Linked DNA regions of Homo sapiens: region 1 is linked to region 2. Evidence: read pairs that join two places in POLR2A ChIA-PET (ENCODE). Cell type or tissue: Panc1. All regions are shown on one strand. Each heading gives the region's core, and the rest is flanking DNA. Links, peaks and the distances in the headings are about the cores only.

Evidence for each region. Peaks named below come from ENCODE experiments on the same cell type or tissue, not always from the same donor. Only the 100,000 strongest peaks of a DNase experiment are listed, where the experiment ranks them.
Region 1: POLR2A ChIA-PET joins it to region 2 with 12 read pairs; 2 of 35 experiments call an interaction of 5 or more read pairs at or near these places.

What each region holds. Positions count from the first base shown.
Region 1 is chr2:73,452,184-73,460,519 of GRCh38, forward strand. It overlaps ALMS1 (ALMS1 centrosome and basal body associated protein), which reads left to right. Exons shown (of 23, transcript NM_001378454.1): 8 at 1-1,884; 9 at 2,979-3,112. ALMS1-IT1 (ALMS1 intronic transcript 1) reads left to right here and starts at 4,920. Exons shown (of 2, transcript NR_046762.1): 1 at 4,920-5,143; 2 at 5,758-7,299. In Panc1, for the core only: no CTCF peak of the experiment used is centred there; no DNase peak of the experiment used is centred there.
Region 2 is chr2:73,190,160-73,198,495 of GRCh38, forward strand. No RefSeq gene overlaps it. Among named protein-coding and RNA genes, the nearest start is that of NOTO, 8.2 kb to the right of the region's middle. RefSeq lists a silencer at 4,641-4,810. In Panc1, for the core only: no CTCF peak of the experiment used is centred there; no DNase peak of the experiment used is centred there; H3K27me3 peaks cover 1,102 bases.

The sequences.
Region 1 (8,336 bases), core at 90-8,089, 260 kb after region 2:
CTGGGATACAAATAGCATCCTCTAGTTCCTACTCAAATAGAGAGAAGGCCAGTATTTTTCATCAGCAGGAGTTGCCAGATGTTACTGAAGAAGCTTTAAATGTTTTTGTTGTTCCTGGACAAGGTGACCGGAAGACTGAGATACCAACAGTACCTTTAAGTTACTACTCACGTAGAGAGAAGCCCAGTGTTATCTCTCAACAGGAGTTGCCAGACAGTCATCTCACAGAAGAGGCTCTGAAAGTTTCACCTGTTTCTATACCAGCAGAGCAGAAGACTGGGATACCAATAGGACTGTCTAGTTCCTACTCACATTCACATAAAGAGAAACTCAAGATTTCAACTGTGCATATACCAGATGACCAGAAAACTGAGTTTCCAGCAGCTACCCTTAGTTCCTACTCACAAATAGAGAAGCCCAAGATTTCAACTGTGATTGGACCAAATGACCAGAAGACTCCATCCCAGACAGCTTTTCATAGTTCCTATTCTCAAACAGTAAAGCCCAATATTTTATTTCAACAGCAGTTGCCAGATAGAGATCAAAGTAAAGGTATTCTAAAGATTTCAGCTGTCCCTGAACTAACTGATGTGAATACTGGAAAACCAGTATCTCTCTCTAGTTCTTATTTTCACAGAGAGAAATCGAATATTTTCAGTCCACAGGAATTGCCAGGTAGTCATGTAACTGAAGATGTGCTGAAGGTTTCAACAATTCCTGGACCAGCTGGCCAGAAAACAGTATTACCAACAGCTCTTCCTAGTTCCTTTTCACATCGAGAGAAACCAGATATTTTCTATCAAAAGGATTTGCCAGATAGACATCTAACTGAAGATGCTCTAAAGATCTCAAGTGCTCTTGGGCAAGCTGATCAAATTACCGGATTACAAACAGTTCCCTCTGGTACTTACTCACATGGTGAGAATCACAAGCTTGTTTCAGAACATGTCCAAAGGCTAATAGATAATTTGAATTCTTCTGACTCCAGTGTTAGCTCAAATAATGTGCTTTTAAATTCTCAGGCTGATGACAGAGTTGTAATAAATAAACCAGAATCTGCAGGTTTTAGAGATGTTGGCTCTGAAGAAATCCAGGATGCAGAAAATAGTGCTAAAACTCTTAAGGAAATTCGGACACTTTTGATGGAGGCAGAAAATATGGCACTGAAACGATGCAATTTTCCTGCTCCCCTTGCCCGTTTCAGAGATATTAGTGATATTTCATTTATACAATCTAAGAAGGTGGTTTGCTTCAAAGAACCCTCTTCCACGGGTGTATCTAATGGTGATTTGCTTCACAGACAGCCATTCACAGAGGAAAGCCCAAGCAGCAGGTGCATACAGAAGGATATTGGCACACAGACGAATTTGAAATGCCGGAGAGGCATTGAAAATTGGGAGTTTATTAGTTCAACTACAGTTAGAAGTCCTCTACAGGAAGCAGAGAGCAAAGTCAGTATGGCATTAGAAGAAACTCTTAGGCAATATCAAGCAGCCAAATCTGTAATGAGGTCTGAACCTGAAGGGTGTAGTGGAACCATTGGGAATAAAATTATTATCCCTATGATGACTGTCATAAAAAGTGATTCAAGTAGTGATGCCAGTGATGGAAATGGTTCCTGCTCGTGGGACAGTAATTTACCAGAGTCTTTGGAATCAGTTTCTGATGTTCTTCTAAACTTCTTTCCATATGTTTCACCCAAGACAAGTATAACAGATAGCAGGGAGGAAGAGGGTGTGTCAGAGAGTGAGGATGGTGGTGGTAGCAGTGTAGATTCACTGGCTGCACATGTGAAAAACCTTCTGCAATGTGAATCCTCACTGAATCATGCTAAAGAAATACTCAGAAATGCAGAGGAAGAGGAAAGCCGGGTACGAGCACATGGTAAGAAGAAAGTTTCAGGCTTATAAACGTTATAGTTTAATAATGTGTTTAAAGTTAGATATTTATGTTTTGAGGAAGCTTAGCCAATGAAAAATACAAGCAAGATCAAGAAAAAAAATGAAGTTAGATATTTGGAGTTCTAAATGTATTTTCCAATAGAATTGTTAGAATGACTATATTTCTTCTAACAATCCATAAAAAGCCTATTTAACCAATAATGTAGTTAAGTTACAGTATTAATAGTACCAGCCTGAGTTTACGTTCTTGTTCTTAGGAGAAGTAGATTCTGATGTATGACAGAGAGTAAAGAGGTCGCTTGGGCTCCTGAGCTCCTAAAGCTATCACGTTTCTCTAATCCTCCCATTATAGTATCCTTATTCTGAAGGCAGAAAGAGCCTCCAATTTGCTGTGCTCTAAATTGCTTTTTGTCCTAAAACTACATATATTTTCTCTTTCCCTTTTCTAATAGAACTCTTGGTGTTGATCTCAGACATTTGAAAAAAAAATCAATGTATTTTATACTAAAACTTGGGTTAGAGGTTTAAAAGAGAATATTTACAAATCTCATTAATTTCTAATAGAATTCCATTAAAAACAAAAATCTGTAAGACAATATGGGGAATATATTTTGGGAGGCAATTTAAAAGCAATTTAGGCCTACCTAGAAATCGTCCCTTGAGGTTAACTTCCTACGCTGTTCCCTGCACATTTTTATTCTACAAAAAAACCTCCAAGTTGTATTTATTACTTTTAAATATCAGCTGTCATGGAATTATGAGTAATTGTAGCAGGAACTAAAGGGAGAGGTAAAGAAACTCATGATTAAAAGGAGGATTAAGATAAATATGATTGATTACCCGATTTAAAGTGGCTTTTTTGTAGAATTATCTATAGAGCATGACTTAAGAAAATCAGACTTTGCAGTGAAAGGATCTCTGTCAAGAATTTCTAATAGGTTGTCATAATTGAGAAGAAGACATACTAAGCATTGCAGTGGGTATTAAATTGCATATATTGATGATCTTCTGTGTTGCAATTGTTGACAAATTATCACTTTTGCATTGTATTATCTCAAGTGTATGCTTTCTCTCCAGCCTGGAATATGAAGTTCAATTTAGCACATGATTGTGGATACTCCATTTCAGAATTAAATGAAGATGACAGGAGGAAAGTAGAAGAGATCAAGGCAGAGTTATTTGGTCATGGAAGAACAACTGACTTGTCCAAGGTATAAAAGAAATCTGGAAATGAAGAAAGTAAATATGAAAGAATGGGTGATGGAATTAGGATCTCTTACTTGGGCATCAGTTGAGTTGCTGATAATATTTGGCTAAAGCCTTTTTTGGTTTTGTTTTTGAGACAGTCTTGCTCTGTTGCCCAGGCTGAAGTGCAGCAGTGCAATCACAGGTCACTGCAGCCCTGAACTCTTAGACTCAAGGAATCCTCCCACCTCAGCCTCTCAGGTAGCTGGGACCACATGTGTGTACCGCCCTGCTCGGCTAATTTTTAAATTTTTGGCAGAGACAGGGTCTCTACGTTGCCCAGGCTGGTCTTGAACGCTTGGATTCAAGCGATCCTCTTGCCTTGGCCTCCCAAAATGCTGGGATTACAGGCATGAGCCACTGTGCCTAGGCAGGCATCTTAATTTTTCAAAAGTTAAGATATAAGTATTAGATTCTTACAGTCTAGATATGTTGTTTTTATTGATTCCAAATTCATATTTTGAAAAATTTATCTTCTTAGAAAAATAAGAACTGATTTGCTTGTTTTATCAATTTTTTTTTTAAGAACAGAGAAGACTAAATGTCACCCTTATTTTCTCTTGAAAGTGGTATCTTGAAATCCAGCTATTTTCAAATGTTTATTTTAAATACTTGAGTACACAGCTATAATAGCTTATGTATAAATGGCTTTCATTTTAATAGTACATATTTTCCTTCTATTAACTATTTCATATGTAGAAAAGAGCATATATGAATCATTTATGTAAAGAATAGCAGCAAGTAAAAATAATTCCCATATATTTACTATCGAGCTTGAGAAATAGAACATTACCAAATACTGTTGAAGTTCTTTGTTTCTCCTTTCCCAGTCATATCTTTTTTATTTCTTATTTTGATATATAATGATTTTCCTTCTCTTCAGTATGGTTTTGAACTCTAAGATGGAATCAATATGATACATATTCTTTTGAGAACTAGGTGTTTCACACAGTGTTAGGGTTTTGAGCTGCTTCTATGTAGATGTGCAGAGTTTTCATTTGTTCCTTATTACTGTACAGTATTCCAGTGTGTGATTACATGATAATTTATTCTTTCTCCTGTGGATAAGGCATTTTGTCTGCTATTTTGCATAGTAATAGGGTATAATAATGCCTATCGTAGAGGGTTTTGGTGTGGATTATGTGAGATAATGCCTATAAAATGCTTAGTAGAACGTGTGATGTCTAGTTAGTACTCAGTAACTGGCAGCTATTATTACTATTATTAATCCTGAAAGAATTGATATAGCTATCATGCAAGGATTTCATGGCCTGATTCATACAAAGTTTCTTAGAAAACTATTCTCCAGTGATATAGTTTATTTGGATTATCTCAATTTTGGAAAAGTTTGAAAAGTACAAATTAGATTGGATTTTAGGTTTTACGTATATGCTTGTGAAAAACAAAATTGACAAAATAATAAGAATAATAAAATGGGCAATTGGTTGTCTTAGCACCATTTGTATATATGCTGCCAAAGTGAGCACTATCCTAGCATCATTTGTTTAAAATTACATAGTTTTCTCAGTGATCTGTGTTTCCCTATTTTTAAAAATTATTTTCTTGCGTTCATATTTCCAGATCCCTCAGCAAGCAAGTTGCCTTCCTTTGGGTAGACTCTGGTTTGTCTGTGTTTTTCTTAAAATAAGGTGTCCTGAATTAGATGAAACACAATTTCACTTCTGATCTGACCAGCATGAAGTATATTCAGTAATTCTCTTTCTGTCAATGTACTGTGAGATCTTTAATGGTCACAGCATAATTGGGCATTAAAAAAAACCATGTACTGCTTTCAAAACTTAAAGCTGTAGGAAAAAAGCAAAGCAAAACAAACCAAACAAAAACCATGAACTGCTGCCAAGATTCCTATTCTCATTTCTTGTATCTATATAATACTTTTTTAAAAATCTTCTTATTTTTGAGACAGAGTCTCACTTTATTGCCCAGGCTGGACTGCAGTGGCATGATCTTGGCTCACTGCAACTTCTACATCCCAGGTTCAAGTGATTCTCCTGCCTCAGCCTCCCGGGTAGCTGGGATTACAGCTGTGTGAGTGGCGCATGACACCACATCCAGCTGATCTTTGTATTTTTAGTAGAGATGGGGTTTCACTATGTTGGCCAGGCTGGTCTTGAACTCCTGACCTCAAGTGATCCGCCTGCCTCGGCCTCCCAAAATGCTGGGATTACAGGCCATTACGCCTCGCCCTATGTAATACTTTTTAACTCTCCTGTATTTCTTTTTATTGCTTTTATATCAGTGTTCAAGCCTATTGGAATGATTTTTAATCAAATTTGATCATTTATTTTATTAAAATATCCCTTTCAGCTTTGTGCCATTTATATATTTGATAAGTATTTTTATCCAAATTAGCAATAAAAATGTTTACTAAGGGCTATGGATAAAAAGTCTAAAACTTTTGGCTGGGCGCGGTGGCTCATGCCTGTAATCCTAGCACTTTGGGAAGCCAAGGTGGGTGGATCACTTGAGGTCAGGAGTTCGAGACCAGCCTGGCCGACGTGGTGAAACCCCGTCTCTACTAAAAATACAAAAATTACCTGGGTGTCATGGTGCATGCCTGTAATCCTAGCTACTCGGGAAGCTGAGGCAGGAGAATTGCTTGAACCTGGGAGGTGGAGATTGTAGTGAGCCGAAGATTGTGCCAGTGCACTCCAGCCTAGGCGACAGAGGGAGACTTTGTCTCAAAAAAAAAAAAAAAAAAAAGGTCTAAAACTTTTGAATAAGATTACTCTCACACCTATTTTGAGTACTTCACTATACTGTCATTCAACCATCTTGTGTTTCACCATCTTATGATTGACTTTTTTCAGTCTATTAACTGAGTAGTTGCGAAATAGTGTTTGTCTAGATATGCCTTGTCCTTAGGGAACCCATATTGGCCACACTGTGTACGGTTTTGGACCTTTTATTTTTTTAACTTAAATATATTAGGATTTCCCTTTAAAACTTCTCTAAAAGCATAATTTCACAGGTATGTAATATCCCATTGTATGAACATAACAATTTATTCACTACCCTACTGTTGGACATTTATTCATTCATTCCAAAAATACATATTGAATGCCTGATATGCGCCATCCTCATCTATAGCCTGAGGACACACCACTGAACAAAATAGACAAACATTTCTTCATCATGAGCTTACATTAAGGAAGAGTATATGAATAACAACCAAACAAGTAAAATAAATGTCAGATGGTGGGATAAGAGCCAGGGAGACAAAGCAGAATGGTCAACACAGAACCTGAGAAAGAGGTATTGAATTAAATATCTGAGTAAGGTGAGAAAGTAAGGCAGTTAACAGTGACAAGAGCATTCCAGACAGAAATAGCATGCACACAGTTGCTGAGGTAAAGTGTGTGAAAGGAAAGGGAGTGTTAAAGGAAAGGGAGGAGGCCAGTGTGTTTGGAGAGTGAGAGTGAAAGGGAGAAGACTAGATTGTGGAAGGCAGTGGTTCTTGACGGGTAGTAAATGCCTCCCAAAGAGATATTTTGGAAAATTATGTGATTTTTCTTGGGTCATCACTGTAATTGGGGATTGTTTCTGGAATGCAGTAGATAGGTGTCAGGTATGTTACTATTTCTATAATGTACAAGACAGTTCCACACAATGAAGAGTTGTCCCTTGTCACATACAGCTTTTGAATGTCCCTGTAGATATTAATGTTGATGAAAAACCTGTTATAAATTACTTCAGTGTTTGTCATGTTTTAAATGATTTTTTTTTTAGTATAGGGTGTTTCTTCTGTTTTTTCTTTCTTTCATGACTGACATTTTTGAAGAGTACAACCTAGTTACTTTGCAGATTTCCCTCAAATTGAATTTATCTGGTGTTTTATCATGATTTGATTCAGATTTGATTTTTATGTAGGAAAGCCACAGAAGTGATGTGCTTTTCATGCTTGTCAGGAGGCACATTATGTTGATTTGTCTCAATACTTGTAATGTTAACTCATACCACTTAGTTAAGGTGGTATCTGCTGGTTTGTGTGTTTTACATATTAATTAATAAGTTAATAAATATTAGGGAGAGATTCTTTGAGACTGTAAATATCTCTAGTTTAGGATCTAGTGTTTATACTTGCCTGAATAATTTATTAATAAAATAGCTTTAATTTGGTTATTGAAAAAAATTCCATCATTGCTTCAACATTTCATTGGAGTTCTGTGGTAAGTTAAAAGTGTCCCTTCTCCATTTATTTATTTATATCATTATGGACTCTTGGATTTTTCGTTTACTCAAAGGGTCACAACCTATCACTATCATTGTTTATTTTGATACTCAAATTATCCCACACTTGCCCACTGGAACCATTTTAAGCTGGTTCCTGTGTGTTCTTATGATCCCATCATTTCATGAGCATTCACCCACTTTCTGAGCTAGGAAGACACTCTAGGAATATCTTATATTTTCTTTTCACCAACCCTAGAGCTGTCCATTTCTCCAAGGGGCGCTGGTTCTTTTTAGCAGAGAGTGGCATGTAGAAACTAAGATCTGTATGCTTGGTGTGCTTATTGATACTATGATGCTGTTGCCTTTATGCCCTTTCAGCAGACAATGTGTGTGTACATAATTACACGCACCCCCCTCTCCCCTGTAGGCCTGTTTCCTTATCTATTACTTTTATTATAAAATGAGAGCTGAGTTTATACTAGTACATCCAATTCCATTCCAGTACTACAGGGTTATTCTAGCCTTTTTTTCTTTCTTTATTTGTAACTCACTTCCCTGATAGTAAGAAACTTGGCTCCCATTATCCTCCATATATTTACTTGTTTAAACTCCCTTGTATGTTTCTCCCTCAGCCCCACTGCTCTTCATGCCTGCAACAGATTGAATTTCTTTCCCAGCCCCAACTCTTTCAACCCACAAGTTTTATATGTAATATAATTATTATTATACCATTCCAGATATTTTTAAATTTCCATTATGATTTCTTTCAACAATGAATGGTGATATATTAGGATGATACCTTCAGTGTGCTGAAAGAAAATAAATTATATCTATCTAGAATTGCATGTCAGTGAAAATCTGTTTTAAGAATGTGGTAATATAAAAATGATTTTAGACAAAAACAGTTCATTCAGCACTCATTAAAAAATTCGGGTGGAGCCAAGATGGCCAAATAGGAACAGCTCCGGTCTACAGCTCCCAGTGTGAGCAACGCAG
Region 2 (8,336 bases), core at 233-8,232:
CAAAAAAAAAAAACATAAAAAATGAGCCAGGGCTGGGGCGGTGGCTCACACCTGTAATCCCAGCACTTTGGGAGGCTGAGGTGAGTGGATTACCTGAGGTTAGTAGTTTGAGGCCAGCTTGGCCAACATGGTGAAATCCCGTCTCTACTAAAAAAGCAAAAATTAGCCAGGTCTGATGGTGGGTGCCTGTAGTCCCAGCTACTTGGGAGGCCAAGGCAGGAGAGTTGTTTGAACCTGGGAGGCAGAGGTTGCAGTGAGCCAAGGTCGTGCCACTGCACTCCAGCCTGGGTGATGGAGTGAGACTCCATCTCAAAAAAAAAAACAAAAAACAAAAAAAAAGGCCGGGCATGGTGGCTCACGCCTGTAATCCCAGCACTTTGGGAGGCCAAGGCAGGCGGATCATGAGGTCTGAAGTTCGAGACCATGCTGGCCAACATGGTGAAACCCTGTCTCTACTAAAAATACAAAAAAAGAGCCAGGTGTGGTGGCACGCACCTGTAGTCCCAGCTACTCGGGAGGCTGAGGCAGGAGTATCGCTTGAACCCGGGAGGCAGAGGTTGCAGTGAGCCCAGATTGCACCACTGCACTCCAGCCTGGTAACAGAGCGAGACTCTGAGAAAGAAAGAGAGAAAGAGAGAAGGAGAGCAGGAGGGAGGGAAGGAAGGAAGGAAGGAAGGAAGGAAGGAAGGAAGGAAGGAAGGAAAAAAAAGAACGAAAGAAAGAAGGAAGGAAGGAAGGAAAGAAAGAAAGGGCTTTGACTAGTTTGCTGCTAAAGTCCCAACCAGCTGTATAAAGTGCTCCAAGTGAATAGAAAACATACTTATCTCACTGCACAAGGGTTATTTGCCCTGGCTGTCAACCTTCCTCTCTGACTAATCCTTCTTCTTCTGTCCTTGCTGTCCCTAAACATAGCAGTCCCCAAGGGATCCATACAAGCCCCTTTCTCTTTTACTACAGCATTTTCTCTCCGTGTGATCTCACCCACTCTCATCCCTTGATAGACTTCCCTCTCTTCAGATGCCTCTGCAGAGGAAAGTGTCCTCCACAGAGCCCTCCTGGACCTATGAAGTTATTACTTTATCTATTTATTTATTTATTTATTTATTTATTTATTTTTGAGACGGAGTCTCACCTGTGGCCCAGGCTGGAGTGCAATGGCACGATCTCGGCTCACTGCAACCTCCGCCTCCTGGGTTCAAGCAATTCTCCTGCCTCAGCCTCCTGAGTGGCTGGGATTACAGGCATGCACCACCATGCCTGGCTAATTTTGTATTTTTAGTAGAGACAGGGTTTCACTATGTTGGCCAGGCTGGTCTTGAACTCCAGACCTCAGGTGATCTGCCTGCCTCGGCCTCCCAAAGTGTGGGGATTACAGGCATAAATCACTGCACCTGGCCTATGAAGTTATTACTAATCTCTCCATCCTTTGTACTCCCATAGAATCCATCCCTTTGGTTTGGCAGTTGCATTAGCTAGTTGTGGATGAGTCTCTCTGTCCCCTCCCTCCACCCTCACCGTAAGACTCTGAGCTCCCATTGGGCAGGAATTGTATATTTCATTGCACTTTGTACCCCTCATAAAACCCAACACAGAATAGGCCTCAAACAAGTAAATGTTTGTCGACTTCAGTCTAATTGAAGGGCATAGAATTTCAGAGAAAATCTTAAAGGCAGCATACATAAGAAAAAGTTAGGAAACACTAGGTAACTGCAAAGTGCAATGTGTTAGCTGTGCATTCCAGGGAGGGAGGAACAAACAACCAACCTTGTTTGCTCTTGGCCTGTCAGGTGCAGGGGAAGCAGGAGGGGCAGGGGAGGGGAGAGCAGGTGTGGGCTGGAGCTGAGACAGCCCAGGCAGGGGGTAGGGGGAGGTGGTATGGGGCCTCCCCAAGGCAGCTCTGGGGCCCTCTGACCCTGCAAGCTGGGCTTGACTTAGGGCACGTTGCATGGCAGCCCTCCATCCAGGTCCAACAAACTCCATCATCACCATTTAGCACCTTTCTTCTGCATGAAAAAGCTTCCCTTTGGAAAGACAAGGAAGAAGAAAAGAGAGAGAAAGAGAAAGGAAGGAATAGAGGGAAGGACAAAGAGAGGGGAGGGAAAAGAGAGAGAGAGAAAGAAAGAAAGAGAGATGAAGACCCTGCAAAAGGAGAGTGAAAAAGGAGAAAAGGGACAAGGATTCACAGGGTGTTGGGAAAGGGCAGCAAAGGGGCTTCCTAACACATCTTCCCCAGTGACTCTGAGATCTCAACCAGTGCTCAAAACGTTCTTCTTCCCTCAATCCAGAGAAGGAAACTCATTCTCTACTTAAGTGAGATAACCCAAGTGCAAAGCTTAAGTGATCTGTAAATATTACCCATTATTATTATTACCATTTTTCCCTCCTTCTCCTCCTTGCTACCCAGCTCACTTGCATATTAATGGGTTTAGACAAAAAAAAGGAAGGAAAATCCTTTAGTGGGGAAAGAGGGTTGGGAAGTGGGGAAGAATTTGGCTGGAGGACAGCTCGAGAGCTCCTGGACAAATTTATTTGTTCTTTTTAAATATTTTTATTTTAGTTTGGCCAACTGAGTCCCTGGCATGGACTAGGCCCTGAGGATACAGCAGGTCACAAGGGCCATGTGAATTTTTACAGTGTCTTAGAAATCAATAAGGTAATATCAATTACAATTTAAAAATATAAACTCTTACAGGTTTCTGTCCATTAATACTATTCAGGGATCTTTTTGTATAGAAATAAAAGAGCCAGTACACAATATATATTTAAAATAATGTTTCTTACCAGTTCTGTTTGTAGGGCAGAAGCAGAAAACAACCTGAATGCCTTTCAACAGAAGAAAGGTTGAATAAATTGTGGCACACCCATACTGTGGAACATTAAGCAGACACTAAAAAGAATGAGTTAGGTCTAAACTGGGTAGCTTGGAGGAATTTCCACAATTAAGTGAGAAAAAGAAAACTGATTGTTCAAGGTTGAGCGCCAAAATTAATTTCATCAGAAAATCCTGGATTGCTTCTAGGCACTGGAGATCTAGGGAATGCTTAAGTTGCCTCCAGGCTTTTGCTACTATAAAAGGTGCTACAATGTACATCCTTATACAGGAATCTTTGAAAAGGAATCTTTTGACATTTTAGTAGCTATTGCAAATTATTCTCCTGGCTGGGCTCAGCGGCTCACTCCTGTGATCCCAGCACTTTGGGAGGCTGAGGCAGGCGAATCGCTTGAGCCCAGGAGTTCAAGACTACGCTGGGTAACATAGTGAGGCCCCATCTCTATTAAAAAAAAAAAAAATCCCAGCACTTTGGGAGGCCAAGGCAGGCGAATCACTTGAGCTCAGGAGTTTGAGAACAGCCTGGGCAACATGGCAAGACCCCATCTCTACTAAAACTATAAAAAAATAGCTGGGCACAGTGGCACGTGCCTGTGGTCCCAGCTACTCAGGAGGCAGAGGTAGGAGGATGGCTTCAGCCCAGAGGGTGGAGGTTGCAGTGAGCTGAGATCACCCACTGCACTCCAGCCTGGGTGTCAGGGCAAGACCCTGTCTCCAACAACAACAACAACAACAACAAAAAGAAAGAAAGAAAGAAAGAAAGAAAGAAAGAAAGAAAGAAAGAAAGAAAGAAAGAAGGAAAGAAAGAAAGGAAAAGAAAAGAAAAGAAAAAGGTTTTAAATTTTAAAAATTTCTCCAAAAATTTGAACTAATTTACATGCTTCCCTGTAATATATGAGAGGGCCTATTTCCCTTCATTTTCACCAACACTGGATATTATTAATCTTTTTAATCTTGGGACTCAAATAGTCAAAAATATCATTTATTATATTTATATAAATTTAAGCATCTTAATGTGCTTATAATCTTTTAAACACATTGAGCATCTTTTAATGTGGTTATATCTATTTGTATGTCTTCTGTGACTTATGTTGCTCATTTTTCTTTGGGGCTATCTGCCTTTATTGACTTGTAAGAACTTTTTTTTTTTTTGAGATAGAGTCTCACTCTTGTTCCCCGGGCTGGAGTGCAGTGGCGCAATCTCAGCTCACTGCAACCTCCGCCTCCTGGGTTCAAGCAATTCTCCTGTATCAGCCTTCCAAGTAACTGGGATTACAGGCACCCACCACAATGCCTGCCTAATTTTTATATTTTTAGTAGAGATGGAGTTTCGCCATGTTGGTCTTGCTGATCTTGAACTGACCTCAGGTGATCTGCCCACCTCGGCCTCTCAAAGTGCTGGTACTACAGGCATGAGCCACTGTGCCCAGCTTTTAAGAATTTTTTTATGCTAGGGAAATTTGTCTATCAACTGGCTCTTCTTTTGTGACATTTTCTCAAATTGTATTTTGTCTTTTAAAAAACACAGTGGGAAGGGGGCAAGGGGGCAAGGGGCAGGGGGCAGCTGGGCTAGGTGGCTCAAGACTATAATCCCAGCCCTTTGGGCTGAGGCAAGAGGATTGCCTGAGGCCAGGAGTTTGAGATCAGCCTGGGCAACATGGCAATGTCCCATCACTACAAAAAAACTTTTTTTTTTAATATTTATTTATTTATTTAGAAATGGAGTCTCACTCTATCACCCAGGCTGGAGTGCAGTGGTGCAATCTTGGCTCATTGCAACCTCCATCTCCTGAGTTCAAGCGATTCTCCTGCCTCAGCCTCCTGAGTAGCTGAGATTTTAGGCACCCACCACCACACCTAGCTAATTTTTGTATTTTTTGTAGAGACGGGGTTTCACCATGTTGGCCAGGCTAGTCTGGAACTCCTGACTTCAAGTGATCTGCCTACCTCGGCCTCCCAAAGTGCTGGGATTATAGACGTGAGCCACTGGGCCTGGCCAAAAATTTTTTTTTAAATACAGAGGGGTAGGAAAAAAATATGAAACATTTCAAGCCTATAGACAAGTATAGAGAATAATAAAAAGAATATCCATATACCCACCACTACTCAGTTTCATCAAACATTTTTACTATGGTTGTTTTGTGTTAAGAAATAAAACAATACAGAAAGTTGACAGCCCAAGTGACCCTCCCTAATCCTACTCCCTTCTCCCTACCCGGAGCTCATCTTTATTTTGATTGTCATGTTTATCATGCCTAAGAATGCCTTTAGACTTTTACCAAGGTATTTATGTTTTATGTTATACATGGTTAAACTTTTTTTTTTTTTTTTTTGAGACAGAGTCTCACTCTGTTGCCCAGGCTGGAGTGGAGTGGCCCGATCTCAGCTCACTGCAACCTCCACCTCCTGGGTTCAAGCAATTCTTCTGCCTCAGCCTCCCAAATAGCTGGGACTACAGATGCATGCCACCATGCCCGGCTAATTTTTGTATTTTTAGTAGAGACGGGGTTTCACCATATTGGCCAGACTGGTCTTGAACTCCTGACCTCGTGATCTGCCCACCTTGGCCTCCCAAAGTGCTGGGATAACCGCGCCTGGCCGGTTAAACCTTATTATAAATTTGTTGTGTCAACTTAGCTAAGCTGGAACTACATTTCCCGGAATTTCCTTCCCTGAATGGTTTTGGGCATGATGCTTAGGACACAGAAGTGAAGCAGCAGCCGTGTTTAGCAGTGCAGAGCAGGTGCTATGGCAGCTCACACGCATTATGGCAGATCTACTGGCTCGTTTTGCAGATGGAGGCCACAGCTGGGCGTGTAGGTCCTTCAGCTCCCACCAGACCCTCTTCTGTTTTCCCAGCTCCTGAGCCGAGTATGTGCTTAGTTTCAGAATGAAGGACACCAGACTTCCTTGCAAGTCACCTGCATTAACAAAATGAGAGGCTTGGAGGTGGTGTGAGACTGAGGCAGGTTTTAGCTCATTCTTGCCCTTCTTCCTGGGTTCCAGTTTGTCCTAATTTTCCCACTTCACATCCATCTTTCCTTCCCCAATGCCTGCCTGTGGACTTTAGTCCCAGACCCAGACAAAGAAGTAACATCCTCACAGAGAGCTATTACCAGTTCCCACAGTTGTGTAAGGTCAAATTCCCATAATAAAATCCTTTATTCTTTGGGGTTGAGTATGATGAAAAAAAAAAATCCTTTATTCTGTTAGGCACAGTGGTGTGCACCTGTAATCTCAGCTACTCAGGAGGCTGAGGCAAGAGAATCATTGAGTCCAGGAGTTCAAGATGTGCCTGGGCAACAGAGCAAGATCCCCATCTCAAAAAAAAAAATCCTTTATTCTTTGTCACTCCTAGGGGTCCTGCTTCTCCGATTGGATCATGACTAATAGAGAATCTGCTACTGGACATGGTTCCAAGAATAACAGAACCTTAGTGGGTGATGGGTTCAGTCTGGGTCATCTAGAATTGATTCTGTGACCTAAATAGATTTAAAGGCATAAATAACCCTTACCAGAGGTTGTCAGGGGTAAAGAGATCACTGGTTCTTCATGGTATGCCATAGGAAAAAAAGTTATTTATTTATTTAATTTTAATTTTAATTTTAATTTATTTATTTTTGAGACAGAGTCTGACACTCTTGTTGCCTAGGCTGGAGTGCAATGGCAAGATCTCGGCTCAGTGCAACCTTTGCCTCCTGGGTTCAAGCGATTCTCCTGCCTTAGCCTCTCAAGTAGCTGAGAATACCGGCACCCAGCCCCACGACCGGCTAATTTTTGTATTTTTAGTAGAGATGGGGTTTCACCATGTTGGCCAGGCTGGTCTCGAACTGACCTCAGGTGATCTGCCCGCCTCGGCCTCCCAAAGTGCTGGGATTACAGGTGTGAGCCACTGCACTCAGCCAAAAAAGTTATTTAAATGATCACTTGCAGACACTGTAATCAGGTGTCTATAGAAGTCAAATCTTTGATTGACCAAATGTTTGCTTGAATATAACAATTATGATGACATTGGTGAGTTGTTTCTAAGTGCCCTGAAGAATTTAGGGAAAGAATATGAGGAGTCGGGATTTTGAATTCCCATCTCAAGGTCCATGGAAAGGACCTGAAAGTTTTGTGGCTGTCCTATGATGTAAATTATGTTCCCAACCTCTCAGGTCTCTTCTGCTAAAAATTGTGTCATTGATTGGGAAGAAGAGAGACTGTAAAAATTGCGATGAAGATATATATGGCCAGGTTCCAACAAATCTGAGCCCCTAAATTCTGCTGAATCTCTTTTCACAGTAGAAGTAACTTTCCACTCTTATCTGAAAAAGTGAATCTCAGCTAGGCGCAGTGGCTCATGCCTGTAATCCCAGCATTTTGGGAGGCTGAGGCAGGAGGATTGCTTAAGCCCATGAGCTCAAGACCTGCCTGTGCAACTCTGTCTCTACAAAAAATTTAAAAAATTAGCCAATGGTTTCTTTGGTTTCAAAAAGAACTAAAAATAACAAAACCAAAAAAAAAAAAAACAGGAAAGAAAAAGAAAAATTAGCTGGGCATGAGGCAGGAGGATCCATTTAGCCCAGGAGTTCAAGGTTACAATGAGATATGATCACATCACTTCACTCCAGCCTGGGTGACAGAGCAAGACCCTGTCTCAAAAAAAAGAAGTGAATCTCCCCTTGCCTGAAGGTCTTGTAATGGCCTTCCTTGAAGTGGTGGCCCTCTGGATTTACCTCCACTGCCTCTCATTGCTGGTAGACTCAAGTTCAAACAGGCTACAGAGAATGAAGTACAAAGCCTTTCCCATGAGACAGTGGTATGATACACACCAAAACAATTTCATGATGTTGCCAATTTACATATACAGAAACCTGGGGAAATGTATGGACATGGATCCCAAAGGTGTGAGATGAGGACAGAAGAAATATAAAGTCATATTAGGCTGAATCTATTTATAAGGGCCAACTAAGCAGAGATTCCTGATTCAATGTCCTAGCTTGAGTGAGTCTAACAGTTTGTTCAGTTGGTTGATATCAACTTCTAGATGAAGTTGGCACACTGTAGAAGAGGTATCAAATGGCTAAGGAAGGCTAGAATGCTAGGGTAGACTTGCCATGGAAGACCTATTTACCTGCCCCTGTAATATGTGCCCAGGTTAGTTCTAGAAGACACTTCCTTCATCAAGCCTATGAGAAATGCATTCAAGAGGAAAGCCCTGATATCCTTGAAGAACTCGATGGTGGCTATTCTCTGTAGGCCCGAAATGACGGAGGGAACTTATGCTATCAAGCTGGGCTCCCAAAATTCAATGGGGATGATGTGACAAGTAGGTGTGGTTACCATAATGGCTCATGAAAAATGTGAACATGGCGAGAGGGATGGAGGTTGGACAGGGGCTTAGTAACATGGATTTCCATTCCCTAAAACCAATCTGACTACAGCCATTGCTGAGTGCCCAACCTGCCAACAGCAGAGACCAACACTGAGCCCCCAATATGAAAACCAACTAGCCACCTAGTGC